2 separate regions of the Homo sapiens genome follow, and region 1 is linked to region 2. A link is a loop called in an ENCODE intact Hi-C map of the cell type or tissue named here. Cell type or tissue: mammary epithelial cell. All regions are shown on one strand. Links, peaks and the distances in the headings refer to the core of each region. The heading gives the core; the rest is flanking DNA.

The links. Hi-C counts contacts between places; a loop is a spot of excess contacts. Peaks named below come from ENCODE experiments on the same cell type or tissue, not always from the same donor. Only the 100,000 strongest peaks of a DNase experiment are listed, where the experiment ranks them.
Region 1: it touches region 2 in a loop (15-fold over the local background); 12 of 110 quality-filtered maps call a loop at or near these places.

What each region holds. Positions count from the first base shown.
Region 1 is chr10:99,963,970-99,972,941 of GRCh38, forward strand. DNMBP (dynamin binding protein) reads right to left here. Exons shown (of 17, transcript NM_015221.4): 2 at 8,011-8,165; 3 at 5,146-5,268. The coding sequence starts at 8,155. Among named protein-coding and RNA genes, the nearest start is that of DNMBP-AS1, 41 kb to the left of the region's middle. In mammary epithelial cell, for the core only: a CTCF peak has its summit at 1,004 (motif pointing left); no DNase peak of the experiment used is centred there; H3K27ac peaks cover 1,281 bases.
Region 2 is chr10:99,842,793-99,847,205 of GRCh38, forward strand. ABCC2 (ATP binding cassette subfamily C member 2) reads left to right here. Exons shown (of 32, transcript NM_000392.5): 27 at 1,007-1,108; 28 at 1,530-1,673; 29 at 2,832-2,990; 30 at 4,169-4,335. Among named protein-coding and RNA genes, the nearest start is that of ABCC2, 62 kb to the left of the region's middle. In mammary epithelial cell, for the core only: a CTCF peak has its summit at 3,206 (motif pointing right); a DNase peak (open chromatin) is centred at 3,199.

The DNA of each region.
Region 1 (8,972 bases), core at 1-2,500, 120 kb after region 2:
GGTCAATTTATTTTTTATTGGCCTGTTGTTTGAGGGGGCAGGTTATAGGCAAGGGATGAGGATTCTGTCTTACGTGAGGCAATTATTAGTGATATTTTATCACTTGTCATAATATGCACTAACTTGTTTCTCTCCTCTCTGTCTTTTCCTTGTCCTATTCTCTCTCTTTTTTTTTTTTTTTTTTTTTTTTGGAGACAGAGACTTGCTCTGTCGCCCAGGCTGCAGTGCAGTGGTGCGATCTCGGCTCGCTGCAACCTCTGCTTTCCGGGTTCGAGCAATTTCTCCTGCCTCAGCCTCCCGAGGAGCTGGGATTACAGGTGCCTGCCACCATGCTGGTAGTGATGGGGTTTCACCATCTTGGCCAGGTTGATCTCAAACTCCTGACCTCGTGATCCACCCGCCTCAGCCTCCCAAAGTGCTGGGATTACAGGCGTGAGCCACTGCGCCCAGCCTCCTTGCACTAATCTCTTATTTTGGCTTTGTTCTTTACTCCCCTCCACCCCCCACCTTTCTTTTCTCCTGTTTTTGTTTTTTTTTTAGGATAGTCAGGGGCACTGGCCACCTGTTTTGATTCTTCTTCTAAGAGACAGACTTGTTTCTCAGTTTAAATATAACTCGAGGCCAGGCGTGGTGGCTCATGCCTGTAATCCCAGCACTTTGGCAGGTCGAGGCAGGCGGATTGCTTGAAGTCAGGAGTTCGAGACCAGCTTGGCCAAAATGGTGAAACCCTGTCTCTACTAAAAATACAAAAATTAGTTGGGTGTGGTGGCACACACCTGTAATCCCAGCTATTCGGGAGGCTAAGGCATGAATATCACTTGAACCAACGAGGCGGAAGTGGCAGTGAGCAGAAATTGCGCCACTGCACTCCCGCCTGGGCGACAGTGTGAGACTCCAGCCCAAGGAAAAAAAAAAAATATATATATATATATATATTTTAACTCAAAACAGTAGGAATAGTCCAAAACAATTACATAGCTTCAGGAAAAGGAAGAAGGGTGACATCTGCTGGAACAAAGATCAGTGGTTCTGATTTCACATAGAATCTCTCTGAGAACAGACACACAAAACTTCACAGACTTATCCCAGAAACAAGATACCCAAAGCACATCAATGAAGCCCAGGCGCCCAGGTTAAGACTAATAAGAATAGCTAGCATTTACTGAGCGCTTACCTACTACCACATGCTTTCCATGTACAACCTCATCTAATCCTCACAATCACCCTGAGGTAGGTATTATATTATTATCCTCATTTTGTAGATAAGAAAACTGAGGCTGAGAGACTTAAGTAACTAGTCCAAGGTCACAGCTATTAAGTGGTGGACTTGGATTTAAACTTAGGCCTGTCAGAATTCTTATCCCCTAAGCTATACTGCCTGCTCTAAATACATATAGACATCTATAAATTACACATATATTTTTTCTCTTATTAATCCTAATGATACTTCTTAAAGGTAAGTAAGTAACAGTGAACTAAAAAGGCACGTGGTAAAACACAACAGATCTCAAACATTATCTCACATACTTTTTTTTTTTTTTTTTTGAGATGGAGTTTCGCTCTTGTTGCCCAGGCTGGACTGCAGTGGCGCAATCTTGGCTCTCTGCAACCTCCACCTCCCGGGTTCAAGCAATTCTCCTGCCTCAGCCTCCCAAGTAGCTGCAATTACAGGTATGCACCATCATGCCCAGCTAATTTTGTATTTTTAGTAAAGATGGGGTTTCACCATGTTGGCCAGGCTGGTCTCGAACTCCTTACCTCAGGTGATCCACCCGCCTAGGCCTCCCAAAGTGCTGGGATTACAGGCTTGAGCTACCATGCCTGGCCCCACATACTCTTAAGGTTTCCAAATCCCCTCCTGACCTATTCCATCATCAACATTTCATTTACAGACACACTGATCTAATGGAAAAAGTGATTTTCAGTCTAGGAAGTTGAAGCGCCATCCCAAGCACTAGACTTAAAAAACAGGAAACCTAGATGCAAGTCTGATAAACTTGCATATCTGGCATAAAACAATACTTTCATTTTTTAGTGATTTTGTTTCCCACCAGTAAATACCTGTTGATGTGACTTGTCACGTATACAAAAAGAGAAATTAAAATCATTTGTGCACAAGCTAAGTTTCCCAGAAAAAGGCAAATTGCATAGGTATAACTAACTTCTCCATCCTCCAAGCCTTGTGTTTCCAAATTAAAAGACAGAGCTAAAAAAAAAACGTGAAAGGCATAGAAGGAAAGCTGACTGGTCAGTGTGTTTACTGGCAGTAGATTATCACAGAGAGGAGAACAAGATAAAACCATGGATAATTAGTACATCTCATTCTAGTCTCTCTTTCCCAGTGTATCCCCCTGCCCACATCCTCTTCCTTTGGATTCCACTTACATCTTTAAGCTTATTAGGCTTAACTGGTTAAAAGGTAGTCAAGATAAAATCTAGATTCCAGGTCCTGGCCTGACCTTGAGTCAGTCTTCAGACAGGTGACTCACGATGCCAGATTCTTTCTGAGAATCTCTCGGATGGCATGCTTCCTAAGAAAAGTTCATGCTACCCACATCCTCTGAACAGCTCAGCGGAAGCCACTGTACTCTTGTCCTTTCTCCATTCCATCAGATATGGACTACAGACTCCACTGGGAGAGCTATGAGTAAGGACAGATAAGGTCCCTGCTATAATCTCTTAATCTATTTCTGTCTACCTTCCCAACACTGATTAACAAGAAAGCATAGAGCTGAAGTAGAGACTGAGTATAAAGTGAAGTGTAAGAAACTCTCAAAACAACAGAGCGTGGTGGCGTTTTCTCTCGTTAATACGTTTTGTTTTTTTTTTGAAACAAGGTCTTGTTCTGTTGCCCAAGCTGGAGTGTAGTGGCGTAAACACAGCTCACTGCAGCCTCAACCTCCTGGGCTCAGGCTCCTGCCTCAGTTTCCTGAGTAGCTGGGACCACAGGCATATACCACTGGTATGCACCACCATGCCTGGCTAATTTAATTTTTTTTTTTTTTTTTGTAGAGACAGCGTCCTGCCATGTTGCCCAGGCTGATCTCAAACTCTTGGGCTCAAGGGATACTCTTGCCTTTGGCCTCCCAAAATGCTAGGATTACAGGCATGAGCCACTATACCCAGCCTCTTATCAATCCTAATGATACTTCTTAAAGTTAAGTAAGGTCTGTAATCCCAGCTACTCGGGAGACTGAGGTGGTAGCATCACTTGAGGCTAGGAGTTTCAGACCAGCCTGGGCAACAACGTGAGACCCTGTGTCTTAAAAAATAAAATAAAATTTGTATAATAAAAAATAAATAATCGCAGCACTTTGGGAGGCCAAGGTGGGCAGATCACAAGATCAGGAGTTCAAGACCAGCCTGACCAAGATGGTGAAACCCCATCTCTACTAAAAATACAAAAATTAGCTGGGTGTGGTGGCAGGTGCCTGTAGTCCCAGCTACTCAGGAGGCTGAGGAAGGAGAATCGCTTGAACCTGGGAGGCGGAGGTTGCAGTGAGCCGAGATCATGCCACTGCACTCCAGCCTCGACAGAATGAGACTCCGTCTCAAAAAACAAACAAATAAATAAATAAACAAAATAAAACAAAATCTAAAAATAAAGAAATTCTCAAAATAGATTTTGAGGATTAAGGTCAAAATCCATTATTCCATTCTTATCACTAAGGGTTAGAGAAGTTTGATAGGTTTTTCTGGGTGTGTGTGTGTGTGTGTGTGTGTGTGTGTGGGTATGTGTGTACATGATTTAAGAAATGAAGCCTGTCCCTTTTGTGCCATATGCCAAAGAGCAAGTAATGATATTAATAACACACCTAATAAGTTCTACTGTTTTGATGACTGAGTCATCACAAAATTGGATTGATCAGAAGCTTCTGTCTTTTAGACACTACTGGTTTCTCTGTTTATGCAGAATGGACTTAAGGATACTTGTTGAAATGGTTTATAGTTTGTTCATCTAATCAGAGTGCAAGAAGGGAGAAATACTTGGAAAATCACTGAGAGATAGCTATGACTACCTGTTTTAATTTATATTTATATATTTATGTATTATTTATTTGAGACAGGGTCTCGCTCTGTCACCCAGGCTGGAGTGCAGTGATGTGATCATAGCTCACTGACGCTTCCAACTCAAGCGATCCTCTTGCTGCAGCCTCCTGAGTTGTTAGGACTATAGGTGCATACCACCATGCCTGGCTAAGTATGACTATCTGTTTTAAATCACTTCCTTTTAAACTGGCTCTGATAAGACAGTAGTAAAATGCGGATGTTTTGCACCTATCTCTTAATTTCCACATCAAAATTCCTGCTCTACTATTATACATTAATAAATGGTAATATTGTTAGCAAAGCCGTACCCAGTTATTTTTTTCTCCCTCCGCCCACGCCCCGTATCAGTTTTTAAAAGAAAAAAAGAGAAATAAAGCCTGAAGTTGGTCAGGCGCAGTGACTCATGCCTGTAATCCCAGCACTTTGGGAGGCCGAGGCAGGCAGATTGTTTGAGCCTAGGAGTTCGAGACCAGCCTGGGCAATATGGCAAAACCCCATCTCTACCAAAAATACTAAAAATTAGCCCAGCGTGGTAGCACGTGCCTGCGGTCCCAGCTACTCATGAAGCTGAGGTGGGAGGACTGCTTGAGCCTGGGAGGCAGAGGTTGCAGTGAGCTGAGATCGCACCACTGAACTCCAGCCTGGGCAACAGAGTGAGACTACTGTCTCAAAAAAAAAAAAAAAAAGAGAGAGAGAGCATGAGCCTGAAGTGTGGCTATAGCATGGGGGCATTGGAAAGATAACACTGGACTTAGAATATGATCAGTTCATATTCTGAGGCCAAGACTTCCCACCTTCGGCCAACAGTCTTTGAATTTTGCTCTCATTATTTATAAAATACAGTTAATAATCCCCACTTTCCTACCTCCCAGGTCTGTGCTGAGGATCAAATGAGAATATATTTGTGAGAAAATACCTTGGAAATTTTAAAATGGTACTAAACTATAAGGCATCATTACGTCCACGCTATTTGGTATTGCCGAGGACTCTCTAGAGGTTAAGCCACTTCACAAATTCAAAAAGGATCTGGTTGTCGAAACGGGCAGACTCCAAAAATCTAATTTCAAATAGTCTACTATTTGATGAGCAGCTTACCTCGATGGAGGGGAAGATTATCCAACTCTTGGGATGTGAATTCACAAATGCACACAAACAGCCTCTCTCCCTCTTTTAGACTGGGAATGGTCACAATTTCCACAAAACTGCTGGGGAATTGTCCTGAAAATAAAAGCAAACATATTAAATTTTAATACTGAGATTTCTTTTCCCGTCTGTGTACAAGGACAAAAACTTTTCTTCTGAGTCCATGTATAGACCGTAACTTGAAAACTCAGGGAATACTCATAATTGGAGAATCTGTTGGAGAAGAAGTATAGTGCACAAAACTAGATGCATGCAGGACAGACAGAATGCAATTCAATTTGGTACGCATTTACTGGGGGCTGCTATAGGCAAAGCACGCTGCAGAGGAAAACATAAGACAGTTTTGGTTTTCAAAGATCTAAAAACCTAGTTCAGACAAAAAGTCGAATTCAGACATAAATAATAATTCAATCCTGAAATCTGGTATCATAACGTAAGTACACAAATTGTTACGGAAGTTCAGAAAAGGTAGGTAATAGGTCAGGAAGAACATAAAAAACTTTATGAAAACAATAGCATTTGAATCTGACGGTGGACAAGGTTTTAATAGGTGGTGGGAGAAAGACAGGGCCTGCCAGTTGGAAAGTATCAGAAAGTCTGATTGATTCTACCTTCTGTCTCTGGGTATATTTATCTCCAGACCCACCACCTTGGTCCATGCCATCACCATCCCTCACCTGGATTACTGCAGCGACCTTCCAAATGCTTCCCTGCCTTCAGTTTTGTCCCTTTCTATCATTCTTAAGTCTGCAGCAGTGAGTTTTCTAAAATTCAAATCTGATCATGTTCAAAGCACTTTCAGGGTTTCCCATTTTCTTCACTCCTTACCATGGCATACTCTGTCTCCCATGATCCAGCTTTTGCTCATCTCTCCAGCCCACCTTTCTCCCTCAACCACTCACACCTCATGCCCTACTAAACTTCTCTAGGTCCCCTGTGTTCTCACATTCCAGGGACCTTCAACAAGCAATCCTCTCTGCCTACCATCTTTCCTTGCTAACTCCTTCTCATCATTTTTGTCTCAGCTGAGATACCATTTCTACTGGGAAATAATTTATCTCCCAAATGTGGGTTAAGTGTCAACAGAGTGTGCTCGAAGGACTCCAACCCAGACTTACATAAATATGAGTACATGCAAGTTAAGGATTGGATTAACACAGATGCATGTGGTGTGGGAAAAGCTTCCACCCTTCCCTAGGCTTATTAATGAAAGAAATCGATGTGAACATATATCTTACAGAATTGAAGAAAGCTAACCAGGTGCGTGGAATGTGGGTGGTAGGTACCATGTAGGGTAAGGGATAACTTTAATAAATTTGGGCCAGCCATGGATCCAAGAAGGAGTGAACAGGATGAATCATGCTCCTTTGAAGAAAATGAAAGAAAGATCACTTCTCAGCCTTTTGCCTAAGATCAAGTGAAGAATGAAAGAAAGGGTAGAAAATGTTCAAAGAAGACAGCCAGAGGAAACAAGGTGGAGAGCACCTTGTGTTCCACAAATCATAAAGCTGGTTATGAAAAGCAGTAGTGCCGGGTGCGGTGGCTCACACCTGTAATCCCAGCACTTTGGGAGGCCGAGGCAGGCGGATCATGACGTCAGGAGATTGAGACCATCCTGGCTAACATGGTGAAACCCCGTCTCTACTAAAAATACAAAAAATTAGCCAGGCGTGGTGGCATGTGCCTGTAGTCCCAGCTACTCCGGAGGCTGAGGCAGGAGAATGGCATGAACCTGGGAGGTAGAGCTTGCAGTGAGCCGAGATCATGCCACTGCACTCCAGCCTGGGCAACAGAGCAAGACTCCGTCTCAAAAAAAAAAAAAAAAAAAAAAAAAAAGGAAAGCAGTAGTAAACAACAGGGTTATGAAGAAAGGAATAACATGTTTTGAGAAGAGGAATAATAGCACTGAACACAAAGGATAAAGACCTGGGAAGGGAAAGCGGGTGAAAGACAAAGACTTGGATAGAAACCTGGGCTGGGGCAGCTGGTGTCTAGTGGTGCAACCTCTTGAAGGAATCAACACAGAGATGGAATGGTAACAGAAATCTTCCCCTAACTGGTAGAGACCACATATGAATACAGTAGGTAAACACAAAAGGATTCTGAAATTTATTGACTTGGGCTTCCCATTTAGCTAGCTTTCTTTTCTTTCCTTCCTTCCTTCCTTTCTTTCTTTTCTTTCTCTTCCTCCCTCCCTACCTCCCATCCTTTCTTATTTATTTATTGAGATGGTGTCTTGCTATGTTGACCAGGCTGGTCATGAACTCTTGGCCTCAAGCAATCCTCCCATCTCAGCCTCCCAAAGTGCTGGGATTATAAGCATGACCCACCATGCCCAGCCTTTATTTTTATTTTTATTATTTATTTACTTATTTAGAGACAGAGTTTCACTCTTGTCGCCCAGGCTGGAATGCAATGGCACAATCTCAACTCACTGCAATCTTCACCTCCTGGGTTCAAGCAATTCTCCAGCCTTGCCTCCTGAGTAGCTGGGATTACAGGCACGCGCCACCACACCCAGCAAATTTTGTATTTTTAGTAGAGACAGGGTCTCACCATCTCACCATGTTGGCCAGGCTGGTCTTGAACTCCTGACTTCAGGGGATCCACCCACCTCAGCCTCCCAAAGTGCTGGGATTATAGGCATGAGCCACTGTGCCCAGCTAGGAATAATTTTCTTTCTTTCTTTCTTTCTTTCTTTTTTTTTTTTTAAGACAGGGTCTCACTCTGTTGCCCAGGCTGGAGTGCAGTGCCAGCCTTTATTTTTAATATGGAAAGAAGTCAGGGCCTGTGGTCCACTATGAGTCTCTTACTTACCTGTAACATCCTCCTTCTTTCCTAGAAGCCAAAATTCATCCACCACTGCCAGCACCTCAATAATATCTCCCACAAAGAGCGGCAGTTCTTCTGATACGCTAGGGCAGAAGTCAAAAATGGCTCGAACCACTGAGCCAGCCTCCATGTTTTATAACCTGGAAAGATAGATCAAGAGAAATAGAAAACATCAATATTTAAGACACTGCAATATAGATCTATTTCTTGGAATGATAAAGCTTAAGATACAAATATACTTAAAATGAAGCCAAAGCTAAGCAAATAAGTTAGTACTTCCTATTTTATTTTTGAGACAGGGTCTCACTCCCATCGCCCAGGCTGGAGTGCAGTGGAGCAATCATGGCTCACTGTAGCCTCGACTTCCTGGGCTCAGGTGATTCTCCCAGCTCAGTCTCCCAAGAAACTTGGGCTACAGGCATGTGCCACCATGTCCAGCTAATTTTTTGTATTTTTACTAGAGGCAGGGTTTCACCATGTTGCCCAGGCTGGTCTCAAACTCCTGGGCTGAAGCAATCTGCCTACCCTGGCCTCCCAAAGTGCTGGGATTACAGGCATGCTCCACTGTACCTGGCCTCATATTTTAAAATATCAAAGTTATTTCTCATTTCTTTTTCCCTTTTTGGGGGCCGGGGGAAACAGGTCTCGCTTTATCACCCAGGCTGGAGTGCAGTGGTGTGATCATAGCTCACTGCAGCCTCCAGCTCCTGGGCTCAAGTGATCCTCCTACCTCAGCTTTCTGAGTAGCTGGAACTACAGGCGCACACCACTGTGCCTGACTTTTTATTTTTATTTTTTGAGATGAAATCTCGCTGTGTGTTCCACACTGGAGTGCAGTGGCACAATCTTGGCTCACTGCCACCTCTGCCTCCTGGCTCAGCCTCCCAAGTGATTCTCAAGGCTCAGCCTCCCAAGTAGGTAGGACTACAGGCATGCACCACCATGCC
Region 2 (4,413 bases), core at 1,914-4,413:
TAATCCCAGCACTTTGGGAGGCCAAAGTGGGTGGATCACCTGAGGTCAGGAGTTTGAGACCAGCCTGGCCAACATGGTGAAACCCCATCTCTACTAAAAATACAAAAAAAATTAGCCAGGCATGGTGATGAGTGTCTGTAATCCCAGCTACTGGGGAGGCTGAGGCAGGAGAATCACTTGAACCCAGGAGGCAGAGGTTGTAGTGAGCCAAGATCGTGCCATTGCACTCCAGCCTGGGCAACAGAGCAAGATTCCATCTCAAAAAAAAAAAAAAAGAAGTTAATAAGGCCCAATGTGTTCCTGCCAGGGCACCTAAAAGGACTTTGTTATTCACTAGAGTCACTTAGTTCCTTGTGTCACTGCCCTTTCATACCCCCATTTCTAGGCTTTTTAGCCCAGGACAGACAAGGCAAATAGTCAGGAAACTATTAGATTGAACCAAAACAAAATGACTCAAACACCGGCAATTACATATGCTTCAATCTACACAAAGTGGATACTCTGAGTCCCCATGATTCCGTCCTCTGCTTTCTGTGGCTCCCTTTCTTTAACCACCATTTGCTCAACAAGAACTCTCTGTGCATATATGCAAACTCCTGAGTCTTTTTCTGAAAGAAGTTTGCATCTGAGTAATCTACAGATTCCCTGGCCTGGATCATGCCTTTCCCTGATTCACAAAGAACACTAGGCATCCAGGCAGGAGGCCTGAGCTCTGCTCCCACTCCACCCATTGCCAGACTCTCAAATTCCAGCTTTAGTCCCAAACCACTAGACACTCACATTGCCCTTCGCGTGAGCACCTAATTAGTCTGCAGCCATTCAATGCACTGCTCTTAATTCCTTCCCCAAGGAGGCAAGGATTGTCTTTCTTACACTTTTCCTTACTCCCTTGTAGAGTCCAGCACAGTGCTGGGTACAAAGTCGGCACTGGATTGTCCTTGTGGTTTGAGTGGTTGAGTTGGTTTCTGTGCCTATGATGATTTTCAGTCTTCTGGTTTTTCTGTAGATCACACAAACCCTGAACTGGCTGGTGAGGATGACATCAGAAATAGAGACCAACATTGTGGCTGTTGAGCGAATAACTGAGTACACAAAAGTGGAAAATGAGGTAAGGAGGAACTGGAAAAATCCAGGAACAAGGCAAAAACAACATGCAACTCCTTCGAGAGTGCATCTTTAGAATTTCTCCATATTTTACATGGGCCCATAATGGGTCCCTAAAGTTTCCTTTCCTCTAACTCAAAGGACCTAATTTCTTCAAACTTAGAATAGGAAATGGTTTAGGGGATGTCGGGTCTTGCAACATACCGAGGAGATCTACAGCACAAGCTCATGGTGTATTTTTCTTTAACTGAATAAGGTAGGAACTTTCCAAAAGTGCAAGTCTAGTTCAGCCTATTAAATGCAGAGGCCATTAGGTAGCTGGGACACTGCTACCCTTCTCCTGTTCTATGACACGAGTCCTGGGTGGACTGTTCGGCTGAGTTGCCACCTTATAAAACTTACTTCTCATCTTGTCTCCTTGCCAGGCACCCTGGGTGACTGATAAGAGGCCTCCGCCAGATTGGCCCAGCAAAGGCAAGATCCAGTTTAACAACTACCAAGTGCGGTACCGACCTGAGCTGGATCTGGTCCTCAGAGGGATCACTTGTGACATCGGTAGCATGGAGAAGGTAGGTGGAGTGAAGGAAGGCCTGGATGGGAGGCCTTGTGATCAAACAACAATTGGACAGAGTGGAGAGCAGCTGGGCCCTAAGCCTTCATCATTTGGATGGAGGGAAAGGGTCAGGGCACTTCCTCTGCCCTGGGGAGGTGTGGGGACACAGTATCAGAGGGAAGGATAGCAGCCAGGGATCACACAGACTTACCGCAGCTGTCGGGGCCTTCTGCTCAGCTCCTCCCTGCCTCCTAGCCAGCTGACCAGGGCCCCTTTCCTATAAGGTCCACAGTATGCAGAGAGGAAGTCAGGAAGGAAACAAGGGGGCGGCCAGGCCTGGTGAAGGAACTGTTGAGAATAGCAGTGTGGAGGTTGTCCCTGAAGGAAGAATGGCCCAGTTCTCCTCCCAGTCTTCAAAGTCAGGCACCCTCCTTAGGTGCTGTTGTTCTCCGAGGACTTGGGGTCTGATGAGCAAGGACGCTGAGGTCCAGATCAGAGTCTGGCTCTCAGCTGGTGGCAGACCTAATCTTTCCCTTCTTCACTTCTAAACAAGCATTTTTCTTTTTTCTTTATTTTTATTTATTTATTTATTTATTTTCAGATGGAGTCTCACTCTATCACCCAGGCTGGAGTGCAGTGGCACAATCTTGGCTCACTGCAACCTCTGCTTCCTGGGTTCAAGTGATTTTTCTGACTCAGACTCCCAAGTAGCTGGGACTACAGGTGCACGCCACCATGTCTGGCTAATTTTTTTTGTATTTTTAGTAGAGACGGGGTTTTGCCATATTGACCAGGCTGGTCTTGAACTCCTGAACTCAGGTGATCTGCCTGCCTTGGCCTCCCGAAGTGCTGGGATTATAGGCATGAGCCACCACGCCTGGCCTAAACAAGGATTTTGTTTTTATCTATAATTTCCAATAATAATTATAACAACAGCTGCCAAGAGAGTCCATTTCAAACAGTGACTATAGTTCTCAGCAAACAATGATTTTTGGCATCTTTTTCTGACATCTGGGTACTTTTTTCCTCACCAAAACCAAAATCAGTTTAATATCTTAGAGATGGAGTAGCCAGTCACTGCCTCTTACCTCCTGTGACTGTGAATGCCCAGGCTAAATAACTTTTCCCCAAGAATTATTTGTGGAACTAATGTGTAAGGGAACTATATTCGCAGATTGGTGTGGTGGGCAGGACAGGAGCTGGAAAGTCATCCCTCACAAACTGCCTCTTCAGAATCTTAGAGGCTGCCGGTGGTCAGATTATCATTGATGGAGTAGATATTGCTTCCATTGGGCTCCACGACCTCCGAGAGAAGCTGACCATCATCCCCCAGGTGAGCTCTAGAACTTACTCGGGCACATGCCGTGGGGAGCAGCTTGTTTTACAGGAAACATATGCAGCTTCTTCTTGATGTCTGTTCAGTCAGCACTGTCAATTCCACGGTCTACTCGGGATACTTGAGCTAGTTCCCTAGGATGGACACGTCATTTCCAGAACTTTGAAATGTTTGGTAATATGCATTTGTGGCTGCCTGTATCTGACCACTAGGTGGCAGCAACACAACAGAAGTCAAGTACAGCAGACGATTCTTTAGCGTTGCTATAGCCCATCACGGTTTGCAAGACTTTTGCAATCAGCATTAGCAGTTTTGCCGCTGAAGCTTGAAGCCATTAAGCTTTATACTCCCCATTTGCTATGGTTAAAAGATAGAGGAGGGAATTTGCTGCAGGTTTCTGCCAGCAAGCGGAACGCTTCGTGCATCAGCAAGAAAGATTTCCCTTCGGCTTCCTCTCTGGATCCTGCCAGATAAGGACTGCCGCGAGGCCTCTCCGTTCCCCGCAGCGGCTCCTCAGGAGAACCTTTCCTCCTCCGCCCACTGCAGCCCAGTTCCTCTGGGGGTAGTTTTGGTCTGTCTGGTGTTTGCTCAGTTCGATAGTCTTTTCTCCAGCCTCTTCAAAAGCGTGACACCTTCTTCTCATGCAGCTGTACTATTCTTTCCTCTACCCTCCTCTGATCCCTCTACCTTGAAATCACGATTATGGGTTTGGGAGGCCGAGGCAGGTGAATCACTGGAGCCCAGGAGTTCAAGATCAGCCTAGGCAACATGGCAAGAACCCATCTCTACAAAAAATTTAAAAAATCAGCCAGGCATCGTGGTGCGTGCCTCTGGTCCCAGCTACTCGGGAGGCTGAGGTGGAAGCATCACTTGAGCTAAGGATGTCAAGGCTGCAGTGAGCGGTGTTTGTGCCACTGCACTCCAGTCTGGGCAACAGAGTGAAAGCCTCAAAAACAAAAAATAAACCGAGGACTTCTAACCCTGTGCCTAGCCCCTGGCTGGTAGCCACTCCGAGCCTTAGGAGGGAAAACCTTGCGGAAGCTCAACCACAAACCAGCTTCCTGCCTCAGGAATCCATCTCAGGCCAGTCCTATCCACCATCTCCCAGTCCTGAGGAACTCCGAGGTCCTTTTCTGGCATGAGCCCCAACAGCCCCCTTGTCCTTTCACTTGCAGGACCCCATCCTGTTCTCTGGAAGCCTGAGGATGAATCTCGACCCTTTCAACAACTACTCAGATGAGGAGATTTGGAAGGCCTTGGAGCTGGCTCACCTCAAGTCTTTTGTGGCCAGCCTGCAACTTGGGTTATCCCACGAAGTGACAGAGGCTGGTGGCAACCTGAGGTAATGTTCCATAGCCTGCTACCCCTGCAGGCAATGAGAGGATGTGAGGGGGCCACTCCTCGTGTTCCTCGTGTTAGG